Linked DNA regions of Homo sapiens: all the other regions are linked to region 3. The links are chromatin loops, found by intact Hi-C in ENCODE. Cell type or tissue: endothelial cell of umbilical vein. All regions are shown on one strand.

What was found. Peaks named below come from ENCODE experiments on the same cell type or tissue, not always from the same donor. Only the 100,000 strongest peaks of a DNase experiment are listed, where the experiment ranks them.
Region 1: it touches region 3 in a loop (5-fold over the local background); 5 of 110 quality-filtered maps call a loop at or near these places.
Region 2: a loop joins it to region 3, with 2.3 times the contacts of the local background. A loop is called at or near these places in 5 of 110 quality-filtered maps.

The regions. Positions count from the first base shown.
Region 1 is chr15:62,843,293-62,851,292 of GRCh38, forward strand. TLN2 (talin 2) reads left to right here. Exons shown (of 59, transcript NM_015059.3): 59 at 1-1,339. LOC105370854 (a long non-coding RNA gene) reads right to left here. Exons shown (of 7, transcript XR_007064671.1): 2 at 4,583-4,846; 3 at 1,613-1,848; 4 at 1-1,209. Among named protein-coding and RNA genes, the nearest start is that of MIR190A, 23 kb to the left of the region's middle. RefSeq lists enhancers at 2,094-2,594, 3,276-3,777, 3,778-4,277. In endothelial cell of umbilical vein, a CTCF peak has its summit at 4,786; DNase peaks (open chromatin) are centred at 4,809 and 5,559; H3K27ac peaks cover 3,216 bases.
Region 2 is chr15:63,457,741-63,465,740 of GRCh38, forward strand. No RefSeq gene overlaps it. Among named protein-coding and RNA genes, the nearest start is that of USP3, 43 kb to the right of the region's middle. In endothelial cell of umbilical vein, no CTCF peak of the experiment used is centred here; a DNase peak (open chromatin) is centred at 4,501; H3K27ac peaks cover 319 bases.
Region 3 is chr15:63,399,451-63,407,450 of GRCh38, forward strand. The region is part of intron 4 of LINC02568 (long intergenic non-protein coding RNA 2568); the gene reads left to right. Among named protein-coding and RNA genes, the nearest start is that of LINC02568, 13 kb to the left of the region's middle. In endothelial cell of umbilical vein, a CTCF peak has its summit at 3,541 (motif pointing left); a DNase peak (open chromatin) is centred at 3,541.

The DNA of each region.
Region 1 (8,000 bases), 560 kb before region 3:
ACTGGATTTCAGAACTGCCCAGTGATTTGAAAATTTAGATTTTACTTGGGCCTTTCAGGAGTCTTTAGATAGGGATGCTGAGGTCATATTTAGTTCAATGAACAGCCCTTGTTTAAGTTTTGCCAGTGTCCAGCCAGCTGTGGCCCTGGCCATCTGTGCAGGCAGGTTCCTCAATTCCTGGTTGGCCCTGCAGTCGGTCAACACAGTCCCTCCAGGTCGGCTGCAGAGGCAGCTGCCCAGCCTGCAGTCTATGCACGGGCCTTAAGAAATGAGCTGCCTGTAGCCTCACGGCATATGCTTTTATCAGGGAAAACCCTTCGAGCTTCTTCTGATTCTCACCTGCTTGCTTTCTGGCTGTCTTAGTCAGTGTGTTTACAGGCAACTAAAGCCTGTTCCTAATTTATCAAAAAATTATAACCAAAATTCACCATAGCCTAAGAGAGTAAACCCCACCTCCAAAGTGATGCCAAGGCCAAAACCTCATCAAGGAACCAGACACAGGTCAAAAGTGGTGAGCAAGCCATGGTCTCTGCTCCTGGGGAACTCACACGCTGACCCCCGAGGAGCCTTGGTTTCCTCCCTGGCAGATAGTCCCCAGAATCTTCTCTCCCAGCTTTGAGGTTCTGGGCTCTGGAAAGGCCTCTGGGATGCTGGCCTTAAGATCTCAGCACAGACTATCAGCATGTTCCATTCTCAGATTCCTGGAGGAAAGGTACCCTCTGTTGACCAAGGGGCTGGCTGCTTCTGAGACTTACCAACCCAAGAAATTTGGAGACATTCCCCTCAGGCTAAAAGGCAGCGGTCCCCAGAGTTCAGAAAGCAAAAGATCTTGACAACTGTGCCAGTAGTGGCTCTGGTCCTATCTCTCCACAGTGCTGGCCTCTGCTGGGGAAGGCATCTTTCCCAAAGGTATCCCCAAGTACCATGTTGAAAATGTCCTCAGTCTGTTGCTCCATCTTTCTGAGCCTCTGCTTGGTATGTCATGTTTATGGTCACTACGGATGAGTGTGTGCAGAGTTTGGGTTGATTCTTTTAAATGCTACAAACAAGAGCTATTTCTTTTCAATAAAAAAGGTTTGGATTCGGCCTCTTCCTCTGAGCCCACCTCCCAGCCCTCCAGGGAGCATCAGTGTACCTGAGTCACTTTGTCTGCATCTCTTCATCCCACAAAACACGAGGCTGGGTCTCATTCAGCGGCCTCTCACCAACCTTCAAGATCCAGAAGAAAACAGGAACGTTCAGCTCTGCCCTGTGTCGTATCTAATCACATACATTAATTTATCTAACCACATAAGTTATTTTTTTTTATTTGCCAGAAATAAACCTTTAAAGGAACAAACCTGTGTGGAGGACTCATGGGAATGGGAGGAAGATGGAAAAGAAGGGGGAAGAGACTGTCTTTATCATGAGAGTAAAATTCCACCTTGAGGACTAGCTCCATAGTTACCAGAGGTATGTCAGGAGAGAGCACGTGTGTGTGAGTGAGTGACAGACGCAGAGCCACAGGGTGCCACAGAATTTCATGTAGCTTTGCTGACAAGAGTTAACTTGGAGAAACTCCAGGAGCAGGCGTCCTGGACAAGTAGCTAGGGGGCTTTTTGGCTTTACATACCGCCTCTGTCAGAAGACCGCACAGCTGAATACAGAAGTGCATATGGGATCATCTCCAATCTTGACCCAGGTCCTGGCACAGGAAGGTTAGGTTCACTTCTGACAGCTGAGGCCACAACTGCAACCCCCGGAGACTGCCAGGCCCTCCTTCCTGTTTGGACTGGGAATTGCTGGGGGCCAGAAGTCCTTGTTTGTGGCGGGGCAGCCAGACTTAGAAAAGTGTGAGGCATTTCTAATCTGCAAGAGGGGGTGTCAAAGAATCACCATCGCAACGAAGAGAGTCACTGGTATGTCTAACAACCAATAAGAAAGATTTTTTTTCACGCTTGAAAGGATGATTTAGGATCTCTAAGCCAGTTGATAATGAAGGTTTTTATATCTTTGATTAACAAGAACAACAAAAATGAGATTGGAGCTGACCACACCCAAAATGAATGTGGGAAGCCTGAGCCGACCAGGAAGGGGTGAGAGGACTGACTGACTTAATGAGCCTCCTGGGTGTCAGCTCGGTGCTGCTGGACACCCAGAGCCCAGCCCTCCGCAGCTGTGGGGAAGGTGGTGTGGCCATTTTGCAGAGCGGCAAACCAAGACTCATGCAGAAGTGGTGTCTGCAGGAGTTCAGATCCTCTGCACACGCAGCTCAATCAGGCTGACCCATCAACTACGACCTTAACTTAGAAGTGCCCCAGCCCCTGCTGTGTGTAGGACTCTGGGGACCCGAGCCTAATTCCTGGAGGAGGTCACAGTCCAGGGAGGGCAAACATTGACCCAAGGGTGTGGGAGTAAAGGGCAGAGCCCTGAAGCTGGGAAGGATTTCCAAGAGGAGGACATTTGGCCCGACTCCTAATAAATAGGAGTTCCCCAGCAGAGAAGGGATGGGGGTGGCACTCCAGGCTGCAGGAACCGCACTTAGGTAGGCCTGGGTTTCTGAAGAGGCAGTTGCTTAAGGAGGTGAACAATTCCCTGAGGCCGGCAAGGAGGCAGCCAGGAGCACACCGTGAGGGGCCTTGTGTCAGGGAGGGCACTTCAGGTCCAGTCATAAGATGAATCACTCTGCAGGAGATCAGGAGAGAGATTCTGTGCAGGGAAAATGCATGATGGAAACAGGAGATGCACTAACAAAGGTCAGCAACTGGAGAATGAATTCGGTTCCAAGGTAAAAAAAATTCAAAGCAGGGTGAGCTGGGCCACAGAGCTGCCCAGTGGGAGATGCTGTAGTGGGAGGGGCTGCTGCCAGAGGTAGGATGGGGGAGCCGCGTTCCATCTCTAAGTTAGCTAACACCTACCCTACACCTACCACGTGCCAGACACGCACCATTATCACCTTTATTTAATCCTCACAACTATACCCTGTACAACGCATGGGTGCTCTTATCTCCATTTTATAGCCAGCAAGGCTGAGGCACAGAGAGGTTAGGTAACTTGCCCAAGGCCACACAGCTAGCAGAACGGGGATCTCCCAACCACTATGTTAAGATCACCCAGCTAGTGAGTGGCAAAGCAAGGATTGAAATTCCAATTTGTTTCCAAAGCTTTTTTTTTTTTTTTAAATCAAGAGCATAGGGAGAACCTCAGTCAGACCTGGCTAGTGGGATAGATATTAAGCAGGCAGACACAGGGAGAGGGAGCTGGGGGCAGACGGAACTGTGTGCATATGGCAGAACCTGGGATGTGCTGGGGGCTCCTGGGCGAGTAGGGAAAGAGACCATAGGGGCTGGTGGGGGCTGCAGGAGAGGCCAAGTCTGCACATGTCTGGTGAGGGGAAGAAGAAGACATTCTGAGACCACTGAGTGAGCCCGTGCTACCGAGCTTGTTCTGTATCATGCAGTCACAGAGAGCCTTGCTTTACTTTATTCCCACTGAGTGTCTCCAAAACCCTGTTTTCAGACCACAGCTCTATCCTGGGTTTAAAACCACAGCGTTCACAGGTAGTTCTGTGGTTCCGAGATACTCCACCAGGCATTTTTATCTGAACACCTTCCACCCCAAGCAGAGCACAATTGCAGGAGTTCTGCTGCCTGAACTCCCCAAGGGGAGAAGCCCCAGCCCAGACCCTCTATGGCCAGGCTGACCTGGGGGTGGTGGGCGGAAAACCCTGCCTGTGTGGGCTGGCACCTAGGAGGGGCAGTAACAGCCTGAGCTCTTGCGGCCATATTCAGAGCCTCCTGCCTGTTTGGGCCTCTCTCAGGATAATCTGCAGCTTATTTTCAGAAAGAGAAGTTTAATTCCCTTAAGCTCACAACTAAATGTTGGAGAAATGCTTTCTGGACTCATCAGAAGGCTGACCATGTTCCACATGGGGTCCAAGACTTGGGGTAGCCCAGGGTGAGAAGGGGCCCAGAGGGAGGCCCTCAGTCCCATGCGCCCAGCACCCTGGTGTTGCAGAGGCATTTGGAAAAGCAGGAAGGGAGAGGTGCTTAGAGGCTCCGGGGCAGAGATGGGCTGGTGTCCTCTCAGCTCCCTGACTCTATGGGCATGAGAGGAGATGGAAGGAGAAGGCAAGGCACGGTTCTTCCCTCCAGAGATCTCAGACCACCCTGGAGAAGCCCGTCTCCTGCAAGGAGAAATGAGAGCAATGCCAAGTTATCCAGTGTGGTGGGAGGCCAGCAGGACTCCAGCCTCAGGGCGGGTCCTTGGGAGGGTAGGACTGAGGAGGAGGTGGGCTGGAGTAGATTCTCAAAGGATGGGAAGTAGCCTGGGCTACTGAACAGAGCAGAGAGAACATTTAGGGTGTTAGGCATGCAGGCAGGAAGGAGGGATACGGGGAGAGGACCATGCAAGGCCTAAACCTGGAGGGACAGGTAGGGACAAAGGCTGTCTGGCAGGGCCTGCACTCCTTGGAATCAGGGCTCCGTTCCAAAGGAATAAGGGGCCAGGGAAGCAGGGGAAGACATGACAAACCTTTCAGGCTGGCTGCCACTCTGCCTCAGTGCTACATTCTCCAATGTCTGCAAGCTCATCATCAGCTCACCTGATGGATCGGGGCATTTTGCTTGGCTACCAGCAAGCCACATAACAGTCCTGTTCCCTGGTTTGCATCCTAGAGGCACCTATGTTTGCTGATTCGATGGATCCTGACAGAGCAGTTTGCCAATCACGGAGCTTCCTGGGTTGCGTGGAGGAAAGCCCTCTGCACCCAAGTTTGCAGTCCTTGCTGTTCTGCATCCCAGGTGGTTCTGACCACAGGGGGCAGTGTGGTTCCATAGGACACCGATAGATCGGGTAGCCCTGTTTCCTGGAGAGAAAAAGGAGGTGTTTCATGGGTAAATAAGTATCAGAAATCAGGCTATGAAAGGTAAATAGGTTAATAATTTAATAAGTCTCTATGAGACTTCTTGGAGCCTTTAAGATACTCATATGCACTGGATATCTCCAAAAGGAGCCTATAATATATGGGGTTGCCCCAATTTGGAGGCCCTTGGAGCAGTTTTTAATTTCAGTATATTTTGAGGGACAGATATTCCAAAGATCACACCTTGGGAAACACTGCTCCCAAATCCTATTGCAATTACTGTCTCTCCTCCCCTCTTAGCATGTCACATATCCCGTCTAGTGTTACTAGGTAGTATTTCGCCTGTGCAGCAGCCTCATCTAGGTCGGAGGCAGGGATCTCATGCAGCCTCCCTAGCACCCAAAACCAAGCCTTGGACATGTGAGATATTTAATAAAGATTGATTGCCTGGGAGAAAACTTCAGACCATGCAGTTTGTAACTCGTGTTTATGACCTGCTTGGTGTCAGCTGCTTTGAACTCTGGCTGATTTGAGCTTGAACAAACTAAAAAAGCCTGTTCCCAAACACCTACCACCCACCACAGCTGTCTTCTTCCTCCTCCCCACCTCCCCGTGGCCTTGCCATGCCACAGGGCAACATTATTGCCTAAGACTAAAATAGTTTCTCTGAAAATCGCTTTCCTAGGGTTTCCTTCCTGAAACAGCTGCAAGGAAACACAACTTGATCCTAAATATCCTGCCACCTCCTGGTAACTCTCCCCATTGTCCAGCAAAATCCAGAAGACAGGCTCCAGCTCAAAAGGAGTCGTTTGTTTGTTGAGACAGAGTCTTGCTCTGTTGCCCAGGCTGGAGTGCAATGGCGCGATCCTGCCTCACTGCAACCTCTGCCTCCCAGGTTCAAGCAATTCTCCTGCCTCAGCTTCCAGAGTTGCTGGGATTACAGGCACCCGCCACCACAGCCAGTTAATTTTTGTATTTTAGTAGAGACGGGGTGTTGTCATGTTGCCCAGGCTGGTCTCAAACTCTTGACCTCAAGCGATCCACCCACCTCAGCCTCCCAAAGTGCTGGGATTACAGGTGTGAGCCATCATGCCCCGCCAAAGGGAGTTGTTACTGAAATATTGAGAGGACCTTGGACGGTGTGAGCCAATCCCTACACAACGGTGCCCCTGGTCTGAATGCCAGTGGGATGTGAGGACCATCTGAAAAAGAAGGGAAAGGTAGAGGGGAAAGGGTACTTTAAGAAGCAGAGTTTCCTCCTGCAGCTGCATGCTCCAAAAGGGCACTTGAAATTCAACTCCCTAATCCTTCCTTCCCTTTTCTTGCCTCATGTAGTACAATGAAGTGAAAAGAACCTACAAGGGCTTTGAACGTCAGAGAGACATGGCTCTGAGCAAGTCTTAGCTTTCACGCCTGTTGATAGACAGTGTACTTGACTTCCCAGCATCTACTCCCCTCTGCCTATGGAGTCCAGCAATATTTGGGGGGAGTTGGCCTCAAGTCAAGGATAATACCATTCCCCCTGCTAGTGACTGGTTCTGGAATGGACATATAACCTGATTCTGGCCAAGGAGATAAGAGAAAATATCTGCTGGAGATAAGAGGAAACACATTCTTGACAGTTTACTGAGTGGATAATATGTATTTCTCTTTCCTACTCCCAGATTCCAAATTCCCTGCTTTTTTGGCCCACCTCACCACAAAAGCTCCATAGTTTATTCATCTAAGTTTGCATGGATGCTTCTTTGGGGGAACTGCAGGAGTTCATGGAAGAGTTTCAGAAAGGAATGAGAATGCCTCAGGAGTTGTTCTGTGATGGAAATTGGCCTGTTGTTCTGTTAATGCTGCTAGAAACTTACAGCGCTTAATAAAAATCTATTCTTTTAGTAAAAAAAAAAAAAAATTATTCCCTTTTCTTTCATAGCTACATGAAAGCAATCTTGAAAATGTGACCAATGAAAACGGTGTTATCCTTGACTTGAGGCCAAGTCCCCAAAATATTGCTGCACTCCACAAGGCAGAGGGGAGTCGATGTTGGGAAGTCAAGCACAATGTCTATCATATATCCCCAACAGGCTCTCTCTTCCCTATCAGTAGTGAATGAAAAAGCCACTTTCTGACCACAATCAGCACCAGCCTCATCGTGGAGCCTCCCGCAAGGATGGTGGAATGAAGGCAATCGAAGAATCTGTATCTTTGGTGGCAGTGTCGATCGGTTTGTCTAACCTAATTCTTCCAGGCTTCCCAATCACTAACCAGATACACTTCTGCCACATTTAAGCCAGACAGAGTTGGGCTTGCAGCCAAGGTGCCCTAACTAATGCCAGGTAGCAGTCGCATGGGAAAAGGCCAACAAGCATTTGACCACATACTAGGCATGCAGCGAAATTTTGTTCCGTTTTCCTTCACACCTACATGAAAGCAATCTTGAAAATGTGACCAATGAAAACCCCACTGCGTCCACTTTCAAGAGTTAACTGAGCACTCGTGCCCCTAACGTGGTGCCAGACTCACAGTAGGTCTTCAACAAATGTTTACTTTTTGATGCATCTCTAGAGTGTGATGTTGGTAACACCCGGATTCCAGTATATGGCTTACTTGATGGGTATGGAAAAGGATAGCAGACTTATTACAGACAGCAGCCATCCCAGTCCTGTTTCTAGACTCTGGGATGAGCGGTCGGGGCACAGGTCTCCCCACCCCTAGTCTCCATCCCTGCGCTCTGAGAAGCTAGAGAAGTCTGTGGCCAATCACCTACACAGCAAACCATGTGAGGAATGTCTGGTATTTGGGTATGTGGTATGGTATGGGTTTGTTTTTCCTGTTCATCATCACTTAGGATGGAAATCTTTAACTATTTTGACTGGAGGCATGAGCGTGGAGCTCAGGACCCCAGGGATTGGAAGGTGGGGGAGGGCACAGGACAGTCCTGGTCTTTTTTCTGCTCCTGGGACTAAATGGCACCATCCCTGACCTGGTGTGTTGTGCTCAGTCTCTGACTTTTCCCTGTGGCCCCACAAAAGCGTTGATTTCGAAGCAGCAGTAGCAGCAGGGGGAAGACATTTCCTCGGGCAGGGAATCACTGAAAGCTACAGAGACGAGTCTGGCAGGAAGGAGACTCAGCCCCTGCATGGCGGGGCTGGTTGTCCTTTGTGCT
Region 2 (8,000 bases), 58 kb after region 3:
CCCATCCTTCGAAATCCAATTCGAGTCCCACCTTCTCCATAAACCCTTATCCAACTATTCTGGTCCACTCTTGGTCCTATGAACTCTTACAGTATTTTTTGGGGGGGGGGGGCGGGGAGAGGGGGAGGGACGGAGTCTTGCTCTGTCGCCCAGGCTGGAGTGCAACGGCGCAATCTCAGCTCACTGCAACCTCCGCCTCCTGGGTTCAAGCAATTCTCCCGCCTCAGCTTCCCAAGTATCTGGGATTACAGGCACCTGCTGTCATGTCTGGCTAATTTTTGTATTTTTGTAGAGACGGGATTTCACCATGTTGTCCAGGCTGGCCTCGAACTTCTGGACTCAAGAAATCCTCCCGCCTCAGCCTCCTAAAGTACTGAAATTACAGGCATGAGCCACTGTGCTGGGCCTGTTTTTTTTCACTATTATTGCTATTTTCCGAATACTGTTGACACAGCATTTGCAATCATGTGTTGTGATTCAACTTTTCCTTCGAGTTGCTCTTTCTCCCCAGCTAGATCCTGAGATCCTCTGAGACAGAAGTCATACCTTAACTTCTCTTTATTCTGTGGTAGAGACAATGCTGTGTTTTCCTATGCAGTTCCTCTTCCTAGACACAAAGGAAAACTACTTTTCCTGGACTCCTTTGCTGTTAGATTGGGTTTGAACTTGAATTCTAACAGAGAAAATGTAGGCAGAAGTGATGTGGCCCTTAAAAGCTCTCATGAGAGCCGTCAATCCTCTCTGCCCCTTTCACAGTGACTGAGATGGTATAGATGATGGTTTCAGAAGATGAAGACAGCCGGGGTCCCTGAGTCACCACATGGAGGAGAGCCACTCGGGAGAACCACTGACCTGCACTGGACAATGATGTGAGCAAAAACACCCCATCCTTCTGAAATACAATATTTTTTAGTGCATGAAACCATAGACCTCATGCCTGCTTCCTTCATCTCTGTACCCCTATTGGTATTCGATGAATGTGAATATGCCTGGTGTTAGATGTCCTGGGAAGCAGAGCTTGCATGAGCACAAGAAAAGTGACAGGTGTACCAAATGCAGTCTACTCACACCACAGATCCACTCAGCTCACCTGCCTTTCCCATCCCGCACCTGGGCCCCTCACCCTGCTCCTTGGCCAGACTGGTCCTATTGAGAGGTGACAGCGTGCTGGCAGCCCTCGCTCGCTCTTGGCACCTCCTCGGCCTCAGCGCCCACTCTAGCTACGCTTGAGGAGCCCTTCAGCCCACCTCTGCACTGAGGGAGCCCCTCTCTGGGCTGGCCGAGGCCGGAGCCAGCTCCCTCTGCTTGTGGGGAGGTGTGGAGGGAGAGGCAGGGACCGGAACTGGGCTGCTGCAGGCGGCGATCGCTGGCCAGCGGGTGTTCCGGGTGGGCGTGGGCTCGGCGGGCGGGCGTGGGCTTGGCAGGCCGTGCATTGGGAGCGGCCGGCCGGTGCTGCTGGCCCTGGGCAGTAAGGGGCTTAGCACCCGGGCCAGCAGCTGTGGAGGGTGCGCTGGGTCCCCCAGCAGTGCCGGCCTGCCGGCGCTGCGCTGGAATTCTCGCTGGGCCTCAGCTGCCTCCCGGCGGAGCAAGGCTTGGGACCTGCAGCCCGCCATGCCCGAGCCTTCCTTCCTGTCCTTCTCCCAACCCCGCAGGGCCCGAGCCTCCCTGAGGAGCACCACCTCCTGCTCCGCAGCACACGGGCGGGACTGGCGGGCAGCTGCACCTGCGGCCCCGGTGCAGGATCCACGAGGTGAAGCCAGCTGGGCTTGAGTCTAGTGGGGACTTGGAGAACCTTTATGCCTAGCTAAGGGATTGTAAATACACCAATCAGCACTCAATCAGTGTCTAGCTCAAGGTTTGTAAATGTACCAATCAGCACTCTGTATCTAGCTAATGTGGTGGCGACTTGGAGAACCTTTATGTCCAGCTAAGGGATTGTAAATACACCAATCAGCACTCTGTGTCTAGCTCAAGGTTTGTAAACACACCAATCAGCACCCTGTGGCTAGCTCAAGGTTTGTAAATGCACCAATCAGTGCTCTGTGTCTAGCTAATCTAGTGAGGACTTGGAGAACTTGTGTGTCTAGCTGAGGGATTGTAAATGCACCAATCAGCACTCTGTCAAAACGGACCAATCAGCTCTCTGTAAAATGGACCAATCAGCAGGATGTGGGTGGGGCCAGATAAGGGAATAAAAGCAGGCTGCGCCAGCCAGCAGTGGCAACTCCCTAGGATCTTCTTCCACAGTGTGGAAGCTTCCTTTTTTTTTTTTTTTTTTTGCTCTTTAGGTTCACGCTGCCTTTATGAGGTGTAACACTCACTGGGAAGGTCTGCAGTTTCATTCCTGAGGCTGGCGAGACCATGAACCCACCAGAAAGAAAAAACTCTTAACGCATCCAAACATCAGAAGGAAAAAACTCCAGACACACCACCTTTAAGAACTGTAGCACTTAACCGTGAGGGTCCGTGGCTTCATTCTTGAAGTCAGTGAGACCAAGAACCCACCAATGCCAGACACGCTATTGGTAACTCACATTGTTCCTGAGGTCATGGATTCCTAACAACCACCACCATCACTGCATCTACTAATGCCACTGGTTGCTTCGGGCTCCCCTAAGGACAAGGGTCAGGGTGTGGTGCAGTTCCCATCCTTCGCGCTGCAACACGAGCTGCAGTAGCTCAGGCACCCAGACCTGAGGCAGGTCTGGCTTTCTGAGAAGTCCTCCAGAAGGGCTCCCAGGGAAACAGCCTAGAATGCAGGGGAATCAGCCTCCCAAAAGGTGAACTTTGATTAATGAGAGATAGGAGGTGGGCAGGCACTGGCAGGTAGAGTGCTCTCCTCTCCTCCAGGGTCTCCACGCAGCCTGTCCAGAGAAACCCCGCATGGCCCCTGATCTGCTCTGGCCCCTCCACACCTCCCTGGATCTGTGGTTCCTGCCTGCCTGCCTGCCTGCCTCATTTCTCTTTGTTCTCCACTCTTGCTTCCGTGAGATGAAACCAACCAAAAAAGCATTTGTGCCTAAGCTTGGCCTCTGGCTGTGTATTTTGGGATCTCAAACTAAGACAAAGAGAAACTAATATTTGTGGGTCCCTATTATGTGCCAGGCACCGTGAACCTTACCCAAGTTATCTTACTTCATCCTTACGAAAACTGTAAGGTAGTGATTATTAACTCAGTCTTCCAGATAAGGAAACTGAAGAAAGAGGAAACCGTGGAGCCAGCTATTAACTGGTGGAGCGGGAAATGTGAGGCAAAATCAAACATTGAAACATGCGGTGCCCCCTTCGGTTTTGTACCTTTTGTGGCTCCCTAGTGTCTGATCCTTTGGGGAGCCTGCAGTTTCGTCAGTTACATCCTGCAACAGTTTGGGATAGGTTGAAACCTCAGCAGCATCTGACCCATAAAAGAATGTTACTGCGGGGCCTCCCTAAAAGACAAGGGAGGAATCAAGAGAATTCCAAGAAAGGCGTCCGAGCAGGAGGTAAGACAGTAGATTTGAAAGCAGGACTGAGGGAGCAGGAATGGGAAGAGGGGCCCAGCCCCAGCGGGTCAGGGGCCGGACTAGGCTAGCGAGGCCCAAGTGCGGTGGCCCCATGCAGAGATCCTGGCTCGGTGCAAAGGAGATGCCGCTCCCACCGTCTGCAGGAGGCAAGGGCTCCCCTTCCCCGGCCAGGAGCCGGGTGCAAGAGGAGCCTGGGGAGGGAGCTCCAGGCCTGGAGCAAAGGCTCCTCCTAGGGGCCCGCGGTCGGCAGAGAGCGCGGGACACTCACGGCCATGGAGAGCAGCCCGCCCGGTGAATGGAGCCTTTCTCTGGGCACTTGGCAGAACTCGGGGGCCCTCTGTGCAGAGAGGAGGCCCACTGGAATAGAAATAACCTCTGGCTTGCAGAAGCATTTTGTGGAAAGATTCAGGAGCTCAGTAGGCAGAGCAGTCCCAAGAAAGACATTTGGAATGTTGAAACTTTTAGAAGAAAATCCAGACCGTTTTTAGGGCCTCGGGTAAAAAATCACTCTTAAACAAGACACCAAAAGTTCAAGGAAAAGAGGAAGGGTGACTTCACTAAAATTAAGAACTTCTAGTCATAAAAAAACATGACACAGAGAAGACAATCCAGAGACTGGACTCGATCACTGTAACACCTACACCTGGCAAAGAATTCCTGTCCAGAATCTATTTTTAAAACTTCGACAAATCAATAAGAATGAACAATTTAATTTTTTCAATGGGGAAAAGACATGAACAGGCATTTCAGGGATAAGGAAATACAAAAAGACCACCAACATATGAAAAAATGGTCAGCCTCCTTAGTAATAAGGGAAATGCAAACTAAAATAAAAATTAGATACAATTCCACAGCCACGAGGCTGGCAGAAATTTAAAACACAGGCAATCAAGCAGGGGCAAGGATGTAGAACAATGAGAATTCTCATACATGGTTGGTAGGAGAGTTGATTGTTACCACCACTTGGAACAGTTTGGCCTTATCTGATAAAATTAAAGACACGCATACCTTATGACTCAGTAATTCCACTTCTAGATAAATATTAACTCTCATATATAGGCAGTAGGAGAAATAAACAAGCATGGTTTAAAATAGTCCCAAATTGGAAACAACTCAAATGTCCATTTGCTGTAGGAGGAATAAATTCTAACACAGTCCCATAGTGGAAACTATGTAGCTATGAAAATGAATAAACTACAGCTGTACCCATCAACATAGATCACAGATGTGAAAAGCAAGTTATAAAAGAATACTTACAGTATGATTCCCTTGATAAAAGTTTAGAGGCAAGAAAAACTAGGGATAATACTTATAAGGTAAAGCTCTTTCTCAAAAGTAGGAGAGGCTGAATGCAGTGGCTCATGCCTATAATCCCAGCACTTTGGGAGGCTGAGGCAGGATTGCTTGACTCCAGGAGTTTGGGACCTCCCTGGGTAACATAGTGAAACTGCATCTCTAAAAATAAAAACAAAAAAGTAAACAGGTGTGGTGGCATGTGCCTGTGGTCCCAGCCACCTGGGAGGCTGAAGTGGGAGGATCAGTTGAGCCCGGGAGATCAAGGGTGTAATGAGCTATGATCACACCACTACACTCCAGCCTAGGTGACAGAGTGAGACCCTATCTCAAAAAAATAAAAAGCAAGAGAAAGATTAATGCAAAATCGAGGATAGGAGAGTGAAGAGAATGCATCAGGGAAGAACAATAGGAGCTTTGCAGGCACTGGTAGTATTTTTTCTAAAGTTTAGTGTGCGGTTTGTTTTATTGTTATTCCTTAAACTATACTTACACGTTATATATATATTCTTGTATGAATGAAGCTTTCACCAAAAGCTTTTTTTAAGAATGAGAGTTAGGCTTTTTTCAAGGGCAGTGAGACCACTATCAGAGATTTTTCTATGTAGCTGAGATCCATCCTAGTTGGACTGAGGGTGTAAGAACATCAGGACAAAGGAGCTGGGGTGGGGAGGGGTGCTAACAGGGAGGCCTCACTCTGTGCCAGGCTTTAATGAGCAGAATCTCAATGGGCATCAGATGCTGCCTTGTCAATAAAACACAGCCAAGAACAAGCTGAGTTGCTGGAATTCTGAATAATAATGAATTAGAACTTACTGCTGTATCTAATAATCCTTCTGTGACATTTGTATAGTGTTTCACAGTTTATGAAACACTTTTATCACTTTTATATGAGTTAACTCAGTCAGTTCCCGTAATCCCACTGAGAGGCAGGCAGAGAAGATTATTTTTATGCCTATTTTTAATGAGAAAGCAACCAAGTCACAGACAGTTGATGTGACTTGTCTGAGGCTACACAGCCAGAACTGCGTCTTAAATCTCCTGGTCAAGTGCTCTGCCTAGCACAGCTGCTGCCTGCCTGTTCCAAGTGTGGTGGACAGAGATTCTGCCCAGGTGCCCCCTCCCTGTCCCAAGCCCTGCCACATCCTCCCACCCCCAGCATCCTTCCTGGGAGTAGGTCAGCCTGTCCTGGGCCCTGCCCCCTTGCACCCTCCCACCCACAAAGCCTCTCCCTTTTCTGGCCTTGAGTTATGCTCCCCTTGCCCCAGTCTTTAGGATTCTTCTATTTTTTCTTCCCGAAGGAACTTTTCCAGATGCTCTTTTCTTTGGCTTTATCACAAACCCTCTATATGGATTTCTAGCTCCTGCTATACCTCATCAGTTTGTTGACACTTGTCCAGACCAGGACGTCTGTGGGGTGGTGTCCTGGCACACGACTCCTACCTTGAGCACCATAGGGTGCAGCTGTTCTCACTGGGAAACATATGTGAGCGCCAGTTGGAAACTCTCCCTGCCCCAGGTGATTCTGATCAGCCTTTCCAGAACCAGTGGATTAGCAAATGGTTCATAGCTGTGGGAGCCGATCAAGTTCCCTAACCTCTCTGAACCTCCACTTCTACATCTCTGACTTCATAGGTGTTTTTAGGAAATTAAGGGAGGTAGTGCCTACTACATGGTAAGTGTTAATCAAATGTTCTTTTCTCCATCTAATCTTCCCAGAAAATAGTAGTGAGGTGGGTTTTTTTGTTTTTGTTTTTTTAGATGGAGTTTAGCTCTTGTTGCCCAGGCTGGAGTGCAATGGCATGATCTCAGCTCACTGCAACCTCTCCCTCCCAGGTTCAAGTGATTCTCCTGCCTCAGCCTCCCAAGTAGCTGGGATTACAGGCACGCGCCACCATGCCTGGCTAATTTTGTAATTTTAGTAGAGACAGGGTTTCACCATGCTGGTTAGGCTGGTCTCGAACTCCTCACCTCAGGTGATCTACCTGCCTTGGCCTCAGAAAGTGCTGGGATTACAGGTGTGAGCCACCATGCCCAGCGAGATTTTAAACCAAAAGGCTTCCTGACAAAGTCAAGATCTCCCACCCTCACACAGGCGCAGCTTCTAACATCCGCAGTCCTCTTTGAGGAGAAGATCTTGTGTGCTGGCAAAATATTTTAGCTACTGCACAAAACACTGCGTGGCACAGTACTTTGAATTCCCAGAGAGAAAGGCCCAGGGGTCTTGTTGGAGGGTATGTAGGAAAAGGAAACCTACTCCCAAGGCAGAAGGCACTCCCAGAGCATGCTTTGGTAATTATGCAGGCTGGGAGGAGGCAGGCCATGGGTGGAAGAAGAAGGAATGGAGAGGAGAGGAAGCCCGGAAGGAGAGAATCACAGGTTCATTTAAAATAGATGCCAGCTAGGGGTTTAGTCCTTCTCTGGCTTGCTGTGTGAGCTTCTGCAAGTCACTTCACTTCTCTGGTTTGGGCCATATCTGAAGAGGCCTTCTCCAACTGAGACACTCAAGGATGCCATGCATTTTTCCAAGTCACTAGGAAACAACGCTCCAATCGCATACCTTTCATTTGCATTATTGTAACCTAGACTGGTGTCCAACTCTTTTTCATAAACAGTGAGAAATAATGTCATTTCCATGATTGAATCAAGCACACCAAGGGTGTTATAGAATCACTTTTCTTGCTTAGCAGTTCTGGGCAGCAGAAGAGACTTGCACTCTAGATCCTGGAACAGCTGAGCTTTCTTGGGAAGATTCCAGACAGTTATTAACCCAATGAGTAACACCCTATGTGCCATTCTGACCCTCTGGGCTACAGTAATGCAATCTTCTATTGCTTTTCTCTCTTTTAAGAAAAGCCATCAAACAAGGGACTCATTCAAATTTTTAACCACAATATAAACAGACATTTACACAAGAGCAATTATAAATAGCACATGTGCAAAAAAAAAAACCTGCCTACTGGCATCCAAAGATATGCTGCAGAAAGCAAATTTGGGACTCTATTTAAAAATCTTTTCAAAAATGCCTTGAAGCAACAATATTCAATGTACCTGATGTTGCAGCAAAATTGATTTACTGATACAATATTGGTGGCATTCGAAATTAGTAATAGTTCCTTTGGGAACTAATATGGAAACACATAGGAAGAACTATATCCATGATTATTCAGAAGTAATGCAATAAAAATCTGCATAAAGAGGCCA
Region 3 (8,000 bases):
AAAACTGTGTTTTATCCATATTTCTATCTCTAGTTCAGTTTTTCACGCACAGTAGATGCCCAATAAATGTTTATTCATCAGGTTAAATAATGAAGACCACGATTTGTAGGAAAGATAAGTTTTTAGTAAGAATGAAGTAATCCTTTTCTTGGCTAATCTCAGTTCCAGTAAGATTGAGTGTGAATTTCCAGAAGTGGTGTTATCTTCAGCAATTCTCAGCACCATGCAAATAGGAATGAAAACATATACTGTAGGCCGGGTGGGGTGGCTCATGCCTGTAATCCCAGCACTTTGGGAGGCCAAGATGGGTGGATCACTTGAGGTCAGGAGTTTGAGACCAACCTGGCCAACATGGTGAAACCCCATCTCTACTAAAAATATAAAAACTAGCCGGGCATGGTAGCGGGCACCTGTAGTATCAGCTACTCAGGAGGCTGAGGCAGGAGAATTGCTTGAACCCAGCAGGCGGAGGCTGCAGTGAGCCGAGATTGCACCATTGCACTCCAGCCTGGGCAACACAGCAAGACGCCATCTCATTAAAAAAAAAAAAAAAAAAAAAAAAGAAAACATGTACTATAAACTCCTAGTCATTTTCTTTATGTGATTAAGTCCTCCGAGTGCTATAACAGGTGTTCAACTTGTACAATGCTGAGCAATTATTTAAAACAAAATGTAGGCCGGGCGCAGTGGCTCATGCCTGTAATCCCAACACTTTGGGAGGCTGAGGCGGGCGGATCATCTGAGGTCAGGGGTTCAAGACCAGCCTGGCCAACATGGTGAAATTCCATCTCTATTAAAAATACAAAAATTAGCCGGCCATGGTGGTGGGCGCCTGTAATCCCAGCTACTCGGGAGGCTGAGGCAGGAGAATCACTTGAACCCGAGAGATGGAGGTTGCAGTGAGCGGAGATCGTGCCACTGCACTCCAGCCTGGGTGACAGAACAAGTCTCCTTCTCCAAACAAATAAACAAAAAACCAAAATGTATCTGCCAAGTCTAACATATAAGGGCAATTGTGAAAGTTATCCTGTGGTTAGACATTCCTGGGTCTCTATTCTCGAAGAATCCTGCTAGTTACATCCTTAGTGGGTATCCTTACACACAACCCATAAAATGTACCAATTTGCTGGTGAAAATTATGAAAACAAACAAAATTTTCTTTTGAAATTGTTACCTTTATTTTTGATAGGAATTTTCACTAAGTGGGATTCCTAATTGCCCCATAGATAGATTAGCCGTGCTGTGGACGAGACGTGAAAAAGGTAGATGAGTAAACTGAAGTAAGATGAATAATAGTTATGTTGTCCCTTTTCTTTGAATGATATACAGTAGTTTCTTCCATGTGTTTATTTTTTTTCTTTCCTGGCAAGTAGGTCAAGAAAGTGTTATTAATATTATCATCTTGGTAAACACTGAGATAAGGAGAAATTAAATTAATTTTTTCAGTAGATTGTTACAACACTGGTCCTTAATTTGTTCATACCTCTCTCTACAACATCCTTGGATAATACCTTTCGCACTGACTCAAGGCTTAGCCATGTATCTTTCTTTGGCCAATGGGACAAGAGCAAATGTGACACAAGAAGAAATATTCAAGCACTTGCACACTGAAGCTTGCTTTCTCTTGCTGCTCTTTTATACCCTGAGACCACCATGCTGAGAACATTATGTGAAGCCTGGGCTAGCCTAGTGGAGGAGGAGAGATCACATGGAGCAGAGACAAACCATCCCAGCTAAGTCCTCCTCAACTAACCAGCCTGTCAATTTCATGTATGTGAGGGAGGCCAGCCAACCCCAGTTGAGCCACCTACACACCTCCGATCTGCATACCAGCCTAGATCAGAACGGCTCAACTGACTCACAGAATCATGAAAAATGATGAGTGTTCATTGCTTTAAGCCACTAAGCTTTGGGGTGGTTTGTTTTACCCCCAACCTAACTGGTACATTCCCCAAGAAAGCCTAGTCAGGCTAGATTCTAGGGGTCCTGATCCCCAGATTCATGTTCAATTGCTACTACTCCTCTTCTGTTCAAAGGCCAAATTTAGATATGCAAAACTTAAGGATTTTATTTTGGATCTTATTGAATTTCCCAAGGGCAAAGGCCATGACTTGATTTATCCAGCTGGAATAATACTTTGCCTTATTAATAAAATAATGCTCAGGGAGAGGTGTTACTTCTCTGAAAAGGAACTAAACTTTAGTTGTTTTTACAAGGATAGAAGGGAAAGCTAACTGTTACATGTATAACTCTGAGAATTTATATAGGGCATAGATATTTCTAGTTACAAAGAAGGTTTTAGACTAAGGAACTCTCCTAAGAAATAGAACAGAGAGGATGGAAAAAGCAGGGCCCATATCTTCCTCATGATTTTGTCCCTGATATGGTTTGGCTGTCCCCACCCAAATCTTATCTTGAATTGCAGCTCCCATAATCCCATGTGTTGTGGGAGGGACCTGGAGGGAGATAACTGAATCATAGGGGCGGTTTCCCCCATACTGTTCGTGTGGTAGGGAATAAGTCTTACGAGATCTGATGATTTTATAAAGGGTTTCACCTTTCTCTTGGCCCCCATTCTCTCTTGTCTGCCACCATGTAAGACATGCATTTCACCTTCCACCATGATTGTGAGGCCTCCCCAGCCATGTGGTACTGTGAGTCCATTAAACCTCTTTTTCTTTATAAATTACCTAGTCTTGGGTATGTCTTTATCAGCAGCATGAAAATGGACTAATACAGTTCTTATGGCCCAGACCAGAGTCTTGCAGAGCTGCTAGGCTGCACAACTTCAGGAAACACTATTTACATTGAGGTCTGTGCAAACTGTGCCCTCTGCTCCCATCCCCAGAGTTGTGCAGTGTACATGGGGCCCCTGCATAGCACACAGTAAATATTTAAGAATGAATGTTAGCCAGGCATGGTGGCTCACACCTGTAATCCCAGCACTTTGGGAAGCCGAGCACGTGTGTACACACACACATTTGTGGTATTTAGCAGAAGTTTTTTTGTTTTGTTTTGTTTTGTTTTTTTTTTTAGAAAAGGTCTAGAGCTCTGTCTGTGCAGTGGCACAATTATGGCTCACTACAGCCTCAATCTCCTGGGCTCAGGGCTCAAATGCTCCTCTCACCTCAGCCTCCCAAGTAGCTGGGACTACAGTTGCACGCCCTCATGCCTGGCTAATTTTTAAAAATTTTTTGTAGAGATGGGGGTCCCACTATGTTGCCCAGGCCAATCTGGAACTCCTGGTCTCAAGCGGTCCTCCTGCCTCATACTTCCAAAGTGTTGGGATTACAGGCATGAGCCACAACATCCGGCCTTAGTAACTGAGTTTTAACTGCAACGAAAAATAAACCAAATTAGAATGAGTATCCCTATTGGGTAGCCTCCAGGAGCGCAAGCCACTTTGCTTTGTCTGTGACAAAGTAGGAAAATACCTAAATGAATTGTAAAGATCAACAATAGACCCAGAGAAGAAACTCACCAAATTCTGCAGGTTAAAAACGATAAAAAATAAAAGCTCATTTTGGCTAATGGTGACACCTAGTGGAGTATCAAAACTGTGGGGTTTTCTTGGAGTAAACTATTTTATTTCACACAATGGAGTAGGGGAGTCCCTGGGATTGTGTACCCTTGCTCCCTTCACAATAAGATAAGGAGATGAAGACCTACAGGCCTCCCAGGGTAAGCAAGTACAGTATTGCTCTAGAAGAGACTGTTTCTGTGTGCGGTTGCAGAAGACCTCAGAATCACACCAGAAGGTCTCAGCAAGTGAGATCAGGGGCCACTCATCACTTAAGACAATTATTCCTCTCAGTCTATGCCTTTCCACTTGAATGTCACTCTTTCTCCTGCTCCTTGCCCTCCTTCTTTCCTCTTCTGCTTTTATTTACCCCATGTTTATCCTCTGCCCCCTTTCCATTCTTAGTTCTCTAAGCCCATTGATGCCTCCCAAGATGTTACAAACCCCAGAGCAACACGATCTAGTATGGTAACCACTGCCCCATGTGGCTGTTTAAATTCAAATTAAGTAAAACAAAATTAAAATAAAAATTCAATCCCTCAGTCTCGCTGGTTCCATTGCAAGTGTTCAACAGCACTAGCGGCTACCATATTGGACAGCGCAGACGCGATCATTCCCACCATTGCAGACAATCCTGTTGGAAAGCATGGGCCTGAGGCTTTGTTTACCTCGCTCGGCTCACCTCTTTTCCTTCTCAGCACCTCTTCTCTAAGTGGCAGTTCTTGAGACGGTCTTTCTGCTCCTCCCTGTCCCTCCCTGCTCACTCCAGTCTATTGGGTGGCTTCCTGTTTTCTGTATATTATTATGTAAACTTGTTAACGTGACCTTGCCAAGGTACACACACAAAATATGTAATCACATTGGACAGTTTGTTCAGGACAATGATTTCAGACCATCTTGTTTTCCATGCATTGGAACACATCAAAATATTTTTAAACTCAACACATCAACACGTCATTTAAAACAATTATACCCCAGGCCCTTTTTTTTCTTTTTTAATCTATAGGTTCCTACTTTTTTACCTTGTCTTATGCTAAAGTAGCTTTAAAATTAAACAGTACATCTTCTTAAAAAATACCTAAAAATATATATTTTATGCATAGAACGGCTCTGGAATGAGACACGGGAAACTGGTAACACAGTGCTGTTTGGCTGGGATGGACATTTATGTGGAGAACCCTTGTATAGTATTTGGATTTGTACCAGGCGTGAGTGTACGTGTGCATATCTGTGTAGATATGTGTATATGAAGCTTTTAAAATTAAATTGAATTATGAATAACTTTTGAAAAGAAAAATAATACTTGAAAATAAATCTCACAGCCTTGAAAGGATCAAACTAAAATGATTCCAGGAAGATGAGCTCTCAGACACAAGGTCATTTCTGAATGAGGCTGCATGGTTTCAGTGACGATGTGTCTAATGCGTGGAGATGTGGTACTGTGTTCACTTTATGTGCAATGACGATTTGCTAAGAATTAGAATACTCTGGTAAGTGACACCTTCTGACTGCCAGTGAAAGTTTACATTAGAAAGAGAGCCTTCTGGCCAGGTGTGGTGGCTCACACCTGTAATCCCAGCACTTTGGGAGGCCGAGGTGAGTGGATCACGAGGTCAGGAGTTCAAGATCAGCCTGGCCAAGATGGTGAAACCCCGTCTCTACTAAAAATACAAAAATCAGCTGGGCGTGGTGGCGCATGCCTGTAATCCCAGCTACTCAGGAGGCTGAGGTGGGGGAATCGCTTGAGCCCTGGAGGCGGAAGTTGCAGTGAGCCGAGATCGCGCCACTGTACTCCAGCCTGGGCGACAGAGCAAGACCCCATCTCAAAAAAAAAAAAAAGAAAGAAAGCCTTCCTTTGAGCCTGTCACTTTGGTGCCCATCTCAAAAAGGACCTTGGAAAATGCTGAAAGCTAGATGGATCCTCCCTTCCTGAGGCACACTGAGTCACCTCTCTTTCAAGGGCTTAAAGAACAAAGTGAAAGTAACCATTTCTCTTCCTTTTCCTTGGCTCCCCTGGTCTAGCCATGGCTGTGTGTTCTTCTTAGGATCTTCGGGGAAGAAAAGAGAAGGGAGCCTGAGTTCTTGCCTCACTTCAAAGCTGGTTTTAGCCCAAAGGCACTTCGAACTTGGGATTTATGTAGCATTTATAGTAAATTCTCATGTTTCTTTAAAAAGAAATTTGGGGACTAGAATACCTACAAAATAAGAACTAGTTACACCGCCAATTTGAGAAAAAGGGAAACTGAGGTAGACACAGCAAATGTGTGAGCTGGGATTCACAGCACTCTTGACTTCCTGTAAGTTTCCATGACATCGAAACCATATAATCATATGCCCAGACCACACTATAGCACCTCTGTGTGAATTCATCTAAATAAAGCGATGCCTGGACCACGCCACCCAGGGGAGTTGGTTTGTGGTTCTTTCTGACTGTGGATTTCTACAGTGCCAGCCTGGCTTTGCGGGGAATCATCATCCTTCTAAAAAAACTAAGGTTTACAACTGGGCTCCCCAGGACATGCAGGATTGAGTTTCTAATGATGGGAAGACAAATGGCAGCCCATTCCTCAATTAGGTTTTTGAAAACAAGACATCTGTCACAAAACTACCCCCCTCTCCCCGCCGCCGTACAGAAGTTTACATTTTATTTAAACCTAGTGTTTTTTGTTGTTGTTGTTGTTTTCTGTTTTTGACGCAGGGTCTGGCTCTGTCGCCTAGACTGGAGTGCGGTGGTGTGATCACAGCTCACTGCAACCTTCACCTCCAGGGCTCAAGCAATTCCCCCACCTCAGCCTCCCCAGTAGCTGGGATTACAGGCACATGCCACCATGCTCAGCTAATTTCTGTATTTTTTTGTAAAGTCAGGGTTTCACCATGTTGCCCAGGCTAGTCTCTAACTCCTGGACTATGACCTACCCGCCTCAGCCTCCCGGTTGGGATTACAGGCATGAGCCACCGCACCTGGCCAAAACCTAGTGTTTTGTTTTTTTTTTTTCAATGACTGAAAAAAGAGAAAAAAAATCTATCTTTTAGAAGGAGTAACGAAACATAGGCCTAGAAATTGAGTCCCAGGCAGGAAGCATCTGCTACCACTTAATGTTTAATGGTGTAAGCCCCAGACTGCCGAGGATGGGCAGGATTTTATAGTTTGGAACTTACCAAGCACCATCTATTTTCTAAACTAATTTTGAGTTGATGTGGAATTCTATGTTTTAGGAAGGCAATTTAAAGGGCACAGAATAAGCTAAAAAGAACATAAGTGAGCAAAAGGGGAAGCAGCTATCGCAGAACAGCAGATGGAAGGGTTTCTGCCTCGGCCTGAGTGTAGCTGCATATTAATTAGATGTTATTGTTGCTCGCATTAGAGAAACAAAAAAGTGTCAGTTTTGCACCACAGACAAAAATGTATGAAAGAAAAGAGGAGTAGAGGCCTCAGCAAGAGTAGGAGAATATCACATTTAAAAAGTGCAACTTGTAAAAAAGCGTCCAAGAAAAAAGAAAATCAGCATAATGTTGGAAGAAACTGTTCTGGAACAACTGCTGTTTTAATCCTTCTCCTAGTCTGTTTGTGTTGCCATAACAAAGTACCATAGACCGGGTAATTTATAAGAACAGAAATTATTTCTCACAGTTCTGGAGGCTGGGAAGTCCATGACCAAGGCACTGGCAGGTTTGTTGTCTGGGGAGGGTCTGGTCTCTGTTTCCAAGATGGTGCCACACGGTGGAAGGCAGAAGGGCAAGAGGGACTTACTCCCTCCATCAAGCCCTTTTATAAGGGCACCTAGTCTCAGTCCTCAGGGTGGAGCCCTCATGGTCTAATCCCCTCTTAAGGGTTTCACCTCTTTTTTTCTTTTTTTTTTTTGAGACAGAGTCTTGCTCTGTCACCCAGGCTGGAGTGCAGTTGCATGCTCTCAGCTCACTGCAACCTCTGCCTCCTGGGTTCAAGCAATTCTCCTGCCTCAGCCTCCCCAAGTAGCTGGGATTATAGGCGCCCGCCACCACACCTGGCTAATTTCTGTATTTTTAGTAGAGACAGGGTTTCACCATGTTGCTCAGGTTGGTCTCAAACTCCTGACCTCAACTTATCCGCCTGCCTCAGCCTCCCAAAGTGCTGGGATTACAGGCGTGAGCCACCGCGCCCAGCCAAGTCTTCACCTCTTAATATCACTATCACGTTGGCAACACCTGAAGTTTGGAAGGGATACATCTAAATCATAGCAATCCCCAAACCTTATCCCCAGTATGCGAGACTGTATTCAGTTAAAGAAAACATGTCCTAGAAATGATATATATGCTCAGACCTCAGGAAAGGTCACTGATACAAGGGAGTGTGTGATTTTCTTCAGGAGAAAATGACTGATGACCACAGTGGATTCAAAGAGCATGGAATAAAATCATTGGCTTGGTGACCCAGTCTGAAAACAAGAAAAATGTTAAGCCAGGTGAAAATAGGCTTTTCTGCAGCCAGGCTGCAGAAAAG